Regions from separate parts of the Homo sapiens genome. Here regions 2 and 3 are each linked to region 1. The links are chromatin loops, found by intact Hi-C in ENCODE. Cell type or tissue: IMR-90. All regions are shown on one strand.

Evidence for each region. Peaks named below come from ENCODE experiments on the same cell type or tissue, not always from the same donor. Only the 100,000 strongest peaks of a DNase experiment are listed, where the experiment ranks them.
Region 2: a loop joins it to region 1, with 5 times the contacts of the local background. A loop is called at or near these places in 8 of 110 quality-filtered maps.
Region 3: a loop joins it to region 1, with 3 times the contacts of the local background. A loop is called at or near these places in 17 of 110 quality-filtered maps.

The regions. Positions count from the first base shown.
Region 1 is chr14:59,435,757-59,440,756 of GRCh38, reverse strand. No RefSeq gene overlaps it. Among named protein-coding and RNA genes, the nearest start is that of GPR135, 27 kb to the left of the region's middle. RefSeq lists an enhancer at 1,576-1,745. In IMR-90, no CTCF peak of the experiment used is centred here; DNase peaks (open chromatin) are centred at 1,026, 1,326 and 2,406; H3K27ac peaks cover 980 bases.
Region 2 is chr14:59,275,836-59,280,835 of GRCh38, reverse strand. The region is part of intron 2 of DAAM1 (dishevelled associated activator of morphogenesis 1); the gene reads right to left. Among named protein-coding and RNA genes, the nearest start is that of DAAM1, 90 kb to the right of the region's middle. In IMR-90, no CTCF peak of the experiment used is centred here; DNase peaks (open chromatin) are centred at 2,475 and 4,945; H3K27ac peaks cover 137 bases.
Region 3 is chr14:58,492,214-58,497,213 of GRCh38, reverse strand. It overlaps KIAA0586, which reads right to left. Exons shown (of 31, transcript NM_001329943.3): 26 at 4,939-5,000. Among named protein-coding and RNA genes, the nearest start is that of KIAA0586, 67 kb to the right of the region's middle. In IMR-90, no CTCF peak of the experiment used is centred here; no DNase peak of the experiment used is centred here.

The DNA of each region.
Region 1 (5,000 bases):
AACATATTCTCTGCTTTTGGAGAACTTCTCAACCTTTCTAAAATATTGTATTGGTATTCTGGTTGTTGACATGATGTGGAAAAGATGTAGAGGATACAGTTGGAAAGAAATGTCAGTTTATTTAGTGCACATTGAAACATCAATAGTCGTGCTGTGAGACACAGAGCAAGAGGTTGAAGTGTGGACTGTTAAGTGCTGGCTTCCACAGATGTGAGAACCTAGCTATGCTTTGGGACTGCATTTCAAACAACCCCAGGTTCTGTGGGAGGCAGGACTGCTGTTCCACAATGGGGAAGGAGAGAATAGGTTTGCTCCATGTGATATACTGGGGCATCTCTTAGTGTTCGCCTGTCTAAAGTTGACAGTGAAGGAACAGTGCAGATCATTGGCCCTAAGGAGGGCATAGTGAGCAGGGCTTCGATGGCACAGTAATGAGGGCCTGGGTCACCCCTATGGGCAAGCCACCCGGTCTAGTGGAGGTACCAGCCAAAAGTAATGAGAATTCAAAAATTGAATATTAGTTGCAACTCTGCAATCAGGTGCAGCAGTGGGGATTATACTTCATTCCACCAACTTTCCTTTTGTAAATTTCACTGGAAAAGAGACCAACCAAAAGGAAGCAGGTGGTGTGACTGTTTTATACAAAGCAAATGGATCTGAGCAGTTCAAAGGGTGCACTGAATGGATAATGTGGTGTCTTGCTCAGATACCTGCTTCAGGACCAAGGCATTCATTTCCCCAGCTGTCAGAATTATTACCTGTTGATGGCTCAGAGCAAATCCCTCACCAAGAATTGCCCTCAGGTGAAAGGAATTTCTTCACCCAGCATTATGACCACTCCCCAGGTGCAGCCCACATCCAATGACTGGTCAGTGTGGTGATATACAAATCAGGCCCCCTTGCCTTAATTTGGAACAACTCAGAAAGGCCAGCGTAGCTTCCAAGCTCCAGTGGGATTAGCTGAGATGTTTTTTTGCAATTACATCACAATTCGACTCTTTTTGCTCAACCCTGGTTCCTTAACGTCTCACAGTTTTTATCTTGAGACCATTGCACAATAAACTTCCCATACACAAATCTGTTTCTCTATCTTTTTCCTGGGAAATATGACATAAGATAGTTTCCTATTAAATATTTTTAAAATATGTAGGAAATGTATGTTTGTGACATCTTTTATCAAAAATATTCTGGAAATATGCTATGCTTGAGTTTATTTTAACTAATTTAGCAAACCTTAGTAAAGCAAATGTAAAGATTTAGCAACGGAATAATATTTGGCAATTAGCTGTAAATCACTGGACAGGCATTTAAAGCATGCTATTTGGATGGCTATGCTTCATTTTTAAGTAATTCATATGTGTTCAGCCAAATCAAATAAACTGCTTTAGTTCTTTTCATAACATCTGAGGTTAATAAAATAAGTAAAAGGGTTGATAAGCTTTCAGTTTTCCATGTTTTTAATTTATGAAACATTTTTAAACTAAGCTTTGTCGTCATGAAACATGTTTTTATGCCTAAGGTTTATTGATTTTCTACCTCATGCTTTCAATAGTTTGACTTACTTTGTCTAATATGACAAGTTCAGAATTCATTAAACATTATTTTGTTGAAATTTTATTTCTCTAAATGGGAGGTTCTATATTAAATGTCTTTAAAAATTCGTTTCACAACTATATTGATGCTAATGAGGCCTGAGAGATAGCAAGTGATAAAGCAACATTGTAGAAGCTGTTCAAATGTGTTTTTTTATGACAACTCAGAGATACTATTCACAAACCATACTATTTATCCTTTAAAGTGTACAATTCAGTGGTTTTTAGTCTATTCACAGACTTGTGCAACTCTCACCACGATCTAACTTCCTAACCTAAAAAGAAACCCCATACCCACTAGCTGTTCCTCTGCATTTCCCTCTCCTCCCGGTCTCTGGAAAACACTACTCTCTATCTCTATGGATTGGTATATTCTGGATATTTGATATAAATTAAGCATACAATATGTGGTCTTTAGCATCTGACTTCTTTCTCTCAGCATGATGTTTTTGAGGTCCATTCATGCTGTAGCTCATATCAGTACTTCTTTCTTTTTATTCCTGAATAATATTCTGTTTTTCAGATAAAAACACATTTTGTTTACTCATTCATTAGGTGATGGACATTTGAGTCATTTCCACTTTTTAGGTATTGTGAACAATGCTGCTATGAACATTGTGTATGAGTTTTGTGAGGACATTTGTTTTCATTTCTTTTGAGTATATACCTAGGAGTGAAATTGCTGGGTCATATGGTATCACTTGGTTGACCATTTTGAGGAACTGCCAAATCATTTTCCAAGGCAGCTGCACCATTTTACATTTCCACTAGCAATGTATAAGGATTCCAGTTTCTTCACACCCTCGCCAATACCTCTTATGGCTATTGCTTTGTTTTGTTTTTAGTATTAGTCACCCTGACAGGCATGAAGTGGTATCTTATTGTGGTTTTGACTTGCATTTCCCTAATAATAATGATGTTGAATGTCTTTTATGTGCTTGTTGGCCATTTCTATTTAATATGTCTCCTTTGGAGAAATGTCTATATAAGTATTTTCCCTATTTCTAAATTGGGTTATTTGTCATTTTATTGTTGACTTGTAGGAGTTCTTTATATACTCTGGATACAAGTTCCTGTCATATATCAAGATTGCAAATATTTTCTGTCATATTGTAGGTTGCCTTCTCACTTTCTTGATAAAATCTTTGATGTCCCCAAGTTTTTTATTTCTATGAAGTCCAATTTATCTTTTTTGTTTGTTTTATTGCTTGTGCTTTTATTGGCCTACCTAAACAGGCTTATCCTAAGTTCTCAAAGATTCACATGTGTGTTTTCTTGTAAGAGTTTGTTTCTTTTGGCTCTTTTATTTAGGTCTATTTTGAGTTGATTTTTATAGACAGTGTGCGGTAGGAGTCTAATTTTATTCTTTTGCACGTAGATATCTAATCGTCACCGTACCATTTGTTGAAAAGATTATTCTTTCCCCCATTGAATTATCTCGGGACACTCACTGAAAATCAATTGATTATAAATATGAGGGTTTATTTCTGGATTCTCAATTCCATTCCAGGATATGGGTTTATCCTTCTGTCAGTTTCACACTGTCTTGTTTACAATAGCATTGTAATAGTAAGCCTTGAAATTGTGAAGTGTGAGCCTTCCAGTTTTGTTATTCTTTTTCAAGATTGTTTCTGGGCCTCTTACATTTCCATGTGGATTTTAGAATCAGCTTGTCAACTTTTGCAAGAAAGCCAGCTGGGAATTTGATAGGGATTTCATTAAATCTGTAGTTCAATTTATAGAATATTGCCATCTTAATGATATTAAATCTTCCAGTCAGTGAACACAAGCTGTCTTTCCATTTGTTTAGGCGTTCATTCATTGCATTCAACATTTTTTTGTAGTTTTCAGAGTACAAGTTTTATACTTTTTTTTGTGAAATTTGTTCCTAAGTGTTTTATTCATTGTGCTGCTATCATAAATGGAATTCTTTTCTTAATTTCATTTTGGATTCTTCATTGTTAGTGTATAGAAATACAACTGTTTTTAATATTATTTTTTAGCCTGCAAACTTACTGAACTTGTTAATTAGTTCTTTTTAAGCAGATTTCTTATTCAAATACAATATGTCATCTGCAAATAAAAATAGTTTTACTTTTCTTCTTTCTGAACTAGATGCCTTTTATTTGGCTATAATTGCGGTTTTTGCCAATAAAAAGTAATGGCAAAAACCACAATTACTTTTGCACCAACCTAATATTTCATTTTTCTTACCTAACTTCCCTGGCTATAACCTTCAGGTTGAATACAAGTGGTGAGAGCAGACATCTTGTCTTTTTCCTGATCTTAGGGGGAAAGTATTGTCTTTCCCAGGTAAATATTAGCTCTGGGCTTTTAGTACATGCCTTTCATCATCAGGTTGTGGAAGTTCTCTTCTATTCCTGTTAATAGTTTGCTGAATGATTTTTTGTCATGAAAAGGCTTTGGATGTTGTCAAATGCTTTTTAATGCATCTGCTGAGGTGGTCATGTGGTTGATTGATTTTTGGATGTTAATCCAACCTTGCATTCCTAGGATAACTGGTATATAATGGTGATAATGGTATATAATCCATTATAGTTGAATTGTCTATTTCTCCCTTCCATTCTGTCTGTTTCTCCTTCATGCATTTTCAGTTCCTGTTACTTGCATATTTGTTTATAATTGTTATATCTTCCTTATGGATTGACCCTTTTATCATTGTTCAGCATTTTTGAATGTCTGAGAAATGAATCAAGTGAGGATACAGCAGATAACCTACAGAATTCTGCATCTGCTGAGCCAGATTTTCTGGTAATTTTTTTGAAAATTTCCCAGTAATTTTGTTGAAATTGCATTCAGAGCAACAGATGGGAGTGCAAGAAAGATTGATCGTTATACTAGTTAGGAAGCTTTCAGCTGTAAGAAATGGAAACCCCAACTCTAACTAGCCTAAACAATAAAGCTGACTTATCAGTACACCCAACTGCAGAGTCAAATTGCTTTTGCAACCAGAGTTCCTCATTTGAACCACAGAACATAAAAGTAATTTGAGTAACTTTTCTCAGTTCACCCAAGGATAGGACATACTTAGTACCATTCCAGTTGCATAGGACAGAAGCTACATTATTGCATGCAATGTATATCTTAGGGCTTATTTCTTCTATTGAACTTTGAGAAAGACTGGTCCCATAGTAGTGTAAGCTTCAGATTTATTTTGATCAAGGACCCTGTTTCAATGTGAGTGTGGTGTTTTTGTTTACTTATGTTTTGTGTAAATTCTGGTCTCTCTCATGTGTAGAGTTTATCTTCAAACTGGTTTTCCTCTGGATTAATAGGTGGGTGAGATAGCAGCCAGGGGAAGGAGGTAGCTTTTCCCCTCAAAGCCATGGAAAAAATGTCCTGAATCCTGCTTTGATGGTCAGCATTAAGTCATATGTCCATCCCTAA
Region 2 (5,000 bases), 160 kb after region 1:
TTGCACATGCTGTTCCCCTTTTCCAAGGGCCCACCATGTCTAAGAGGCAATCCTATTCATATAAGCTTTTACAAGGCATCAGCTATTCCCTCCAGGTAGCCTATCCTGCCTTTCTGGGGATGAGTAGCTCCTCTGTACTTTGTGGAATTTATCACATTGCTATATGTTATTGGTACGTCTGACTCTCATTGTGAACTCGTTCCCAAAAGACGCGAACTCAATTTGTTCTATTCATCTTTGCATCAGTACTTAAAAGCAGTCTGACATAGCAGAAATGAAAAAAAAAAAAAAAAAAAAAAAGGAAGGTGTGCAGAAAGTAGAGAAGATGGGGAAGCTGGGAGGGAGGAAGGGAAGGGATATTTCAAGATATAGTGAGGATTATTTGATTATTTTATTGTTTAGAGATAGGGTCTCTCTCTGTCATCCAGGCTGGAGTGCAGTGGTGTGATCATAGCTCACTGTAACCTTGACCTCCTGTGCTCAAGTCATCCTCCAGCCTCAGCCTCCCAAAGTGCTGAGATTACAGGCATGGGCCATGGCACATGCCCAATGCATTTTAAAGATTAAAGCCTATTATTTGAGGTGAAATGCACATACAGTGAAATGTACACATGTTAAGTATACAGTTTTTGAGTTTGGCAAAGGTATACATTGAAGTAACACTTAACACCTTAGAATCTAGTGGTACCATCTTATACTCATGTCAGCAATACACGGCAGTTCCAGTTACTCCACATTCTCATCAACACTTGGTGCTGTTTTTTTAAATTTTAGCTCTTCTAGTTTCTGTTAAGTACGATCTCAATGCAGTTTTAGTTTACGTTTTCCTAATGACAACTGGTGCTAAATATAACTTTTCACATGTTTACTGGCCATTCATACATGTTCTTTTGTGAAATGTTTGTTCAAATCTTTTGCCCATTTTTATTGAGTTACCTGTCTTATTTTTACTGATTTAAAGTAATTCTTTATATATCCTGGAAACATGTCCTTTGCCAGAGGTATATATTAAGAATATTTCTCCTAGCCTGTGGCTTGCCTTCTCATTTTGTTAATATTTTGATCACCACGTGTTTTTTAAAATTTTAATGAAGTCTAATTTATCAATTTTTAAAATATAGTTAATGATTGTAAATCTTCTCTAAGAAATTCTACAACTTACAGGTAAAAAAAAATTGTATGGTTTCTTCTGGAAGCTGTACGGTTTTAGTTTTAGCTTCTATGTTTGAATCTCCAGTCCCTCTCACAGACCCTACTTCTGGATAACACACAGTATTTCTTTAGTTACAAAACAGCTGGATTGTTTTTGCATTGTCTCTTCTAACTATGCATATTCATTTAGATAGGCTGCTGGGCAAGAAGGGCAATGAAAGCAAAGTTGATGGGAGAAGGAAAAAATAATGGATACAAAACAATTTGAAAATCATTCTTCAAATTACTTCAAGGTAACATTTCAGGAGATTTTTCATTTTGGTAATTAAATTCTAAAGGAAGCATTCATGAAAAATAAAGCAATTAGTATCACTGTATCTCAATAGTATCTCTTAACATGAATTTCTTAGAAAAAGTAGATCTACAGAGCCAGAAAGCGGATGATTGTCTGGGGCCTAGAGGCAAGGGCAGGGATGACTGCAAATGGGCACAAGGGGAGATGGGATGCTGGAAGTGTTATAAACTATGGCGGTGATGGTTAACAACTATAAACATTTATTAAAACTCAAACTGTACAATTACAAGAGGTGAATTCTATGACATATAAATTATCCCTCAATAAAGCTGTCAAAAAAAATCAAGCCTGCTTGTTGGAGCCCCAGGAAAACAAACAAAAAATTCTATATAGACAAAGTAGAAAAAATACAGCTTTGTATATACATAGTAAGAAAAGAAAATTCTGTTTGAACATTAGATAAACCAAGGAGTTGGCTTAAAAGAGAAACTGATTGGAAAGAAGTGTATGAAGAAGGAGGAAAGAAAACTGTGTACTCCTTTAAAGTAAGTAGCTCAATCTGGGAAATGTTACAGTTTCAGACACAGCATTCCTTTGAAATCAAAGATCACTTCCTTAAAATATTCTTATCCTTTCTTTGAAAGTTACATAAATTATATTAGTGTGTATTCCATTTAGGCCAAGCAACAGGCAATGTTTTCCCCAAGGTCCCTTTGTAATTAAGTGATATGTTAATATTAACAAGAAGTCCTTAAGAACCTTTTCAGTTTGTTTTTCCCCCTAATACTGACTCTACAGAAAAGTATAGTAGTGTCCTCTTATTCTCTGAATTCTGAATTCACTTTCTGCCATTTCAGTTACCTCTAGCCAACTGTGGTCCAAAAGTATAAATTAAGAATTCTAAAAGAATAAATTCCAGAAATAAAAAATTCCTAAGTTTAAAATTGTGTGTCATTCTGGGTATTGCAATGAAATCTCACTTAGTCCTGTGCAGGCCATGAATCACCCTTTGTCCAGCATATTCAGGCTGTATACATTCCTTGCTCATTAGTCATGAATATCTAACCATCAGCATCCTCATGGTTCCATGAGCCAGGTTCACCCGCAGCAGATGATCTTCCTCCTGACATTTCATCTCAAGGTCAATAGTAGGCTAACACTACCTCGTGATGCCTATGTCATTCACCTCACTTCATCTGATCACACAGGCATTTTATCATTTCACATCATCACCAAAAGAAGGGTGAGTACAGTAAGATATTTTAAGAGAGGAGGAGACCACATTCACATTAACATTTATTACAACCTATTGTTATAACTGTTCTATTTTATTATTAGTTATTGTTGTGAATCCCTTACTATGCCTAATTTATAAAGTTTAACATAGATATATATGTATAGGAAAAAAACATAGTATATATAGCGTTCAGTACTATCTGTGGTTTCAGGCATCCACAGGGGAGGGGAGGGTTTTAGATGGGCCATATCCCCTGCTGGTAAGGGAGGACTACTGTACCAGATCATCTGTGAGTTAACAGCCAGGTTTTTCACTATGATTACAAACAGATGTAATTACTCAAACCCCAGGAAGCACCCTAGTTGAGTATAGAATCTAAATCTTACTACATCTTAGACTTGGGTGGCCGAGCTCCTTTCATTGGTCAGAGAATTTTTTTTTCATGTTATTCTCTATGGATAGAGTTTTAAAAGTCAAAGGAAAATGATTAAGCAAGAGATAAAAGGAGAAACCTTTGCATCAAGCATCATGCCTCTCCAGAGAAAGTTTTAGTTTCTCAAAAACTAAAACCAACAGATTAAAAGGCTCTTCTTCTTGGAGATGATATTAATTATACTTTTATATATTTATATATTTTACATATTTATAATATTTTGGAGAAAAGATTTTTTTTTATTATTAAGAAGAAAGGACCTCTGAGGGAAGCCCAGCTGTGGGAACTAAAGTTCTAGGCTTCATCCGTAACAAAGTGCATTATTAAGCCCCACTTCTAAGAGATTCTGTACAAAGAAACCTTACCAATTCCACACTGTAGAATAAGCAGGCAGTTCTGTAGAGAAACCTACATAAATCAGAAAACAATTGGCATGCTACAAATCAATCGAAGGAAATGGATTCATTTGCTAGATAAAGCAAGGGAAGGAATTTTGAAATAATATACAATAAGGGTCTTGAATGAGTTGAAAGACTAACACTTTGGAAGAAAAAGCTCTTTTCAGAGATTTTAGCTAAACTGAAATATGGGATCATTTATAAAACCTCTAAAGCAATATCTAAAGCATTTATTATTTGAAAATCTACCTAATCAATAGATTTCAATGAGATAAAATACAAGTTTTTGGCTAATAAGAGAAGTCACTAAGAAATTCAGGATATCTATTTCTAATGAGTTAACTAACTCTTTACATACATACAAATATATATTTAGATAAGGTCTGAGGACATTCAAATAATGATTGAGGTGGGGGAATGGGCAGGAGGACTAAGAAAAACGAGAGAAAGAAGCTAAGACAGGCCCTTGAGGTTAGCCTGCCAATCAACTCGCTATTTGTATGTGATTGTGTTTGGGGGTTTTGTTTTTTGTTTTCTTTTGTTTTGCTTTTTAATGGTCCTTGATAAGGTACCTGTCCATCTGACTCAATGTACAGAGTTCACAGAATTACCAACCATTTTCTTACTCAGACAAGTCTAACTTTTATTTTTCAAATTAGATACCTCAGATATTTGTCCAGAATAAACAGCCCCAATTCACCTATCCTAACTCCACCCAGAAAGGGTTTCCCACAAGCCCAGCAGGCTGCAAGCCTTCAGTTCATCTCAAGGATACACTCAACATTAGCAGTGCCTTTTCTGAGTTTAACCCTCTCCTCCCACCCCACAACTCAACACTACCAGAAATAAGTTAAGCCCCTGGAGAGGCACCTAAGCAGACCTCAAGTCACATGACATGGTGATAGTACAACATCAAGGGGAAGAAGCTGTGACCTAAAGACACATGACATGGTGATAATAAGTACAACATCAAGAGGAAGAAGCTAATGGCAGATTGAAGGGTGATGCTTTGGCAGCAAATAAACAGAAAACATTTTTATAAAATGCATGGAGAAAATGTACTATTAAGCTATGATAATTCATTAAATATATAAACATCCAGCCCCATTACAGCAAATGACCATCTCATCTGGGAATCATGAATTGCCAAAGAAGCACTTAAAATTTAACTGCAATGACTCTGAGAATAATATTTTAGTATGATGGTGGTTAGAAATCTGAAAGCTAGGTAAGATTTTTGTCAGTTTCCATAGAGGTGCATTCAGTGAATTATTACCTGCTCCCAACCAGTCAGGAAAAACATAAATGGAAAACAAGAGAGAGCTTTAAGCCCTAAAAGGGATTGGTAAACACAGAGAACAAACCTTGGAGGTTTTCAGCCTGTAAAATTTCTGCCAATATTCTTAGTCATTACATGAAATACCACAATATGACTCACCACCACCTACACAGTAATATTCTCTGTGTCTGATAGACATGTTTTCA
Region 3 (5,000 bases), 940 kb after region 1:
ATCACCTGAAGTCAGGAGTTCCAGACAATCCTGATCAACATGGCAAAAACCCATCTCTACTAAAAATACAAAATTAGCGGGCATGGTAGTGCATGCCTGTAACCCCAGCTACTCGAGAGGCTGAAGCAGAAGAATCACTTGAACCCAGGAGGTGGAGGTTGTGGTGAGCCGAGATCCCGCCACTGCATTCCTGCCTGGGCAACAAAAGCGAAACTCCGTCTCAAAAAAAAAAAAAAAATTGTTTTAAATGAAATCTATGAAATAAATGAACAAATGAAAAAATATAAGACTCCTATTTTCTTTCTGTATTAAAAAATTATATATCCTAATCACTAGTACATTTTATGACTTGAGATATTCTAATTAATGAATTTACTAATTAAGAACTGAAGCAAAATTCCAATTATCTGAAAGCTCCCATGTTTCTCATTTAAAAGGGGTTTAATTTCAACCAACAAGTGTTTTTTTTAACTAGACTATATGAAGAAATCACTGCTGAAACACCTTTGATGATTCCATTGACTATAAAATAAAATCTAAACTTCTTAGCTCAACATTCAAGATTCTCTTCAATTTGCCTTCATTCTCCTATGTACATCTCTATCTCTCCTTATTCCCTTAGCCTGACTCTTCTTTAGGAATACTGATTGCCTCAACATCCTTTAAATTAAAAAATACTGTTCATAATTAATATGAAATCCCTTGGAGACTCTTGGGCAGTGTTTAGAATGATGGCAATTATGTTTTCCCCAGAAATTAATGAGAAATATTTCACAATGCCTATATTACTCTGACAGTCTACAGTAACTTCTCTGTTGTGAATCTGTTTTCTAGGATATTTGCAACTGCTGAACTATTTAACACCTTAAGAATACTCTATGACCCTACTGAAGACTTATCTTGCCTATTTACAAAATGGTCTCATACTCATAAGTATCTCTGAGTTTTGGATTATACTCAATGCTTAAGTTCATGCCAATTTAAGTCAGGTTGCCTATAATGCAGAGTAATATACCTAGCCCATCTACATATATGTACAAATTACAGTTTTGCCATCAGTGAGCTTTCACTGACCAAATGCCCCTCTAAGCAAGAAGTTTCAAGCACAAAGAAAAGCCACAACTTAGCAAAGCAATATTTTAACTTATAATGTATCAATATTACTAGTTCTTATTACATAGCCCTTTAGACAAGAAAATATGCAAAATGTCACTGTTAATCAGACTGGCAAAAATTTAAGATTAAAAGCATTATGTGTGACATGGGAAAGGGATCTCATACAGCTAGGGGCAATTTTTCAGTGCCTATTTAAATTATGAATGCTTATATCTTTGAGCCAGCAATTCCATGCCTTAGTATCTAAATCTAGAAAAATAATTTCTCATGAGTACAAAAAAAGGATTTTATACCTAGTATAGTTTGATTAGAGAATACTTGGAACCAATCTAAAAATCCTTCAATAGGAGAATAATTAAACTATGGTATACTACATAGTAGGTAAAAAGAATATAGTAGATCTTCAGGATTTATGTTAAATTTTAAAAAGCCTTGCAACCTGCTTTTTAAAATTTAAAATTGCACAACAATATATACACACACCTCAAAATTATATACTAAGCCAGAAATGGTGGCTCATGCCTATAATCCCAGGACTTTGGAAGGCTGAGGCAGGAGGATCACTTGCGGTCAGAAGTTGGAGATCAGCCTAGCCAACATAGTGAGACCCCGTCTCTGCAAAAAATAAAAAATTAGCTAGGTATGGTACACGCCTATAGTCCCAGCTACTCTGGGGGCTGAGATGGGAGGATTGCTTGAGTCCAAGAGTTCGAGGCTGCAGTGAGCTGACTGAGCCACTGCACTCCAGCCTGAACAACAGACTGAAACTCTGTCTCAAAAAGATTCACACACATATATATATATACACACACACACACACATACACACATATACATATACACAAATATATTTTTATACATATATAAATGCTTAATGCTTAGAAAAAGATCTGGAGAAGATAGAATTCTAACTTCTGCATTGCTGGTCTAGCCAGGACAGCACAGTAACAAAGGCTGCCAGCTCTCAAAATCAACACTGGAGTAACTACAGAGGTGAAAAAGAACCCATAGATTCTGAGAACTAAAGTAAAAGTTGTGAAAAGCCCCTGGAAAGACAGACAGTTAACTCAAACTGGAACGCGTGGAAAGAAAGGGGCTGCATCCTAGCGAGGAGGCTGTGTGGAGGGGCTTTGTGAGAGGAATGAATGGAGAAAAGTCATTGTTTCTTCCTCCATTAATTTGAGATTACTGCTTGCCCCTCAACCATAAAAGTCTTCTTATTAACAACCCCAGCTGCAAATGCTGGCGCCCCAGAGTAATATCAGGGAACATGAAGGCCTAGCTATGGTGACAACTATAGATGAAATCTGTCCAGAAGCCCATCCGTGGGCATCATTCCTTCACCTTCTTCCCCTCCAAGCCCCAGGACTAGTGGATTACAAACCCTCCCAAAGCAACGTCTTCCTAAGGGCTTAAAGACACAATAATCACCAGGAGAGCCATATAGTGGAGTAACAGCAAACAGCAGGGACAGTGACCAAGGGTGGTTCTGTGCTGCCTAAGGCTCTCCTCCCTAGGGCTCTCTCCTCCCCTCTTCTTTAACTCTCTGAAACAGACCATGGTTTTATCCTTACCCAAATTCTCAGACAGAATAGTTGATCCCATCAGTGAAATAAGAACTCACAGGTCAAAAGAACCAGATACCTGAGGAGTCAATAAGTTTAAAAAAGAAAAAAAAAACAGACAACAAAGTGAATGATATTAATCAGACAGACAGACACAGAGTAGGCGATAAGAAAAGATATTAAAATGCAAAGCAAAAAAAAAAACAACAAAAAACAAGAATGTCAAGTATGAAAAACACAATAAACGGGATAAACAGTATAGCAGAGAACAAATTAATAGTTAGCAGATCAGATTGGGGAGTTCTCCCAGAATGGAGAAGAAAAGAAAGACAGAAAATTTAAGGGATAAGAAAAACAGAAGTAGAAGTGTCAATATCTGGAAATAAGAGTTCTAGAGAGAGGGGGGAAAAATGAAAGGAAGAAAAAAAAAAGAGAAAGAAAGAATGAAGATAAATTTCCCAGCATCTAAAAGATAAAAACGTCTGATACAATTGCACGAATAAATACACTGATATTAGTGATTTCCAAAAAGAAAGAAAACTAGGATTAGTCAGTGGAATTTATAAATTTATGCAGACACTTCTGCTATTTGCCACCTCTTTTTGTACCATTTGCTTGTCTCATTCTCTCTCCCTTCTTCCCTCTCCCTCTTTCTCTCTCCTTTCCACCCGCACATGCGCTTTCTCTCTCTCCTCTCCCTCCTTTCTCTCTCTCAGCTTAATGGTTTCGATACTAATCATCTTAATTTCTGCAGCTATGAGAGTATGTTTTTGAATTTAGCAACACAGATATCACAACTAAGATTTTTCCAGTGAAATGATCTATTGCTAACTAAAGTTGCAGAAAATTTAATTATTTTAAATTCAGAAGGAATATGTTAAGCCTTCATTTTTTCCCATTACTAAATTTTATATCTTCTCCTACCTTTCCTAATCATTTAAAGTTTTAAAAATAAAAACAGAAAATAAAACCAACCATCTCCTTGGGCCCTATATAGTCTTCAGATCTCCAGCTCATCTAAAGCCAGTTGACATTTGTTCATGCGAAGACAACCAGATATGATAGAAACAGCACTATAGATCAAGAATCCTAGTCCCAGCTCCATCATTAACCAGTCTGAATGACAATGTTGTATATTTCTACCTGGAATTTCCTTAAGCACCTTAAATATAATGTGTATATCAAACTCATTAGTTTCCCCACAAAATCTGGCACTCTTCTGTCTGCACTTCTAAGCCAACAACTCTATAATCACCCATCCAAGCTCCTAAGGTAGGAACCTCAAGATTATCCTTAAAAAAAAGCTTCTTTACCTCTCTCAACCAATGACCAATTACTGTCAATCCTATGCCCTTAAATTTAAATCTCTCTCCTCTCTATTTCTGCTGTAACTGTCTTTGTTCTCATTCTCTCTTGCTGGGACTACTCCAGTGGTGTTCTGACAGATCCCCCATGTCTCCCTCATTTGTTTATGGCTTCATACTCCTTCCTAAGGCAACTCCCTTGTCCAAAAACCTTCATGGGCTCCACAGTGCCCAAGCCTTACCATGGCCTAAATAAAATGTTCTTTATGATCATCTGGTTCAATCTCCTTCTCCAGATGTATCTGATTCTTCATCTAAAGTTCTAGCCACACAGAGATTTTCAATACTTTCCAAATATGCTTTAATATTTCTTGGCTGTCATCCCTTAACAAATGGTATTTCTGCTTCTGAAATGTCCTTCCCTTTCGTTGCTGCCTGCAAAGTCCTACTCCATCTTTAAAGACTGACATCAATGTAATATTGTGTATGAAGTGTCATCTAACTTCAGGCAGAGTCTTTTCTCCTGTGTGTTCATATAGTACTTGTAAATACAGCTATTTGATTAGTTATTGCACTGTTGAATAATTACTTGTGTAAGCCCTTATCTTCCTACATGACTGTAAGCTGCTTAAAGGTAGGGGTCATGTCTTACTTATCTTTGTATCTTTTCCAAGGTTGTGTCTGGCATATAATGGATACTTAATAAATAATTGCATAATGAATCCTCACAAAGCTTCAGCTTTTTTAGCAGTAGAACAAGGTGGTTGGAACAGATGGTCTAAATTCCTTTCTGTTATAAAACTCTACAGTTCCATGATTCCAAGTTAAAGTTGCTGTAACACTGACCCTTGAAAAAACCAAAATACTAGCATGCTTTAACTAGTAGTAAGAATATTTTAATTTTTTCCTGTATTTAGATCTAACCAAAAAAAAGTCATTAAAGTTAAAAAGTACCTCTGAATGATAGACTGCTTGCTGGGAAACTGCTGACTCCTGGTTTTGTTTAGCAAAAGAAA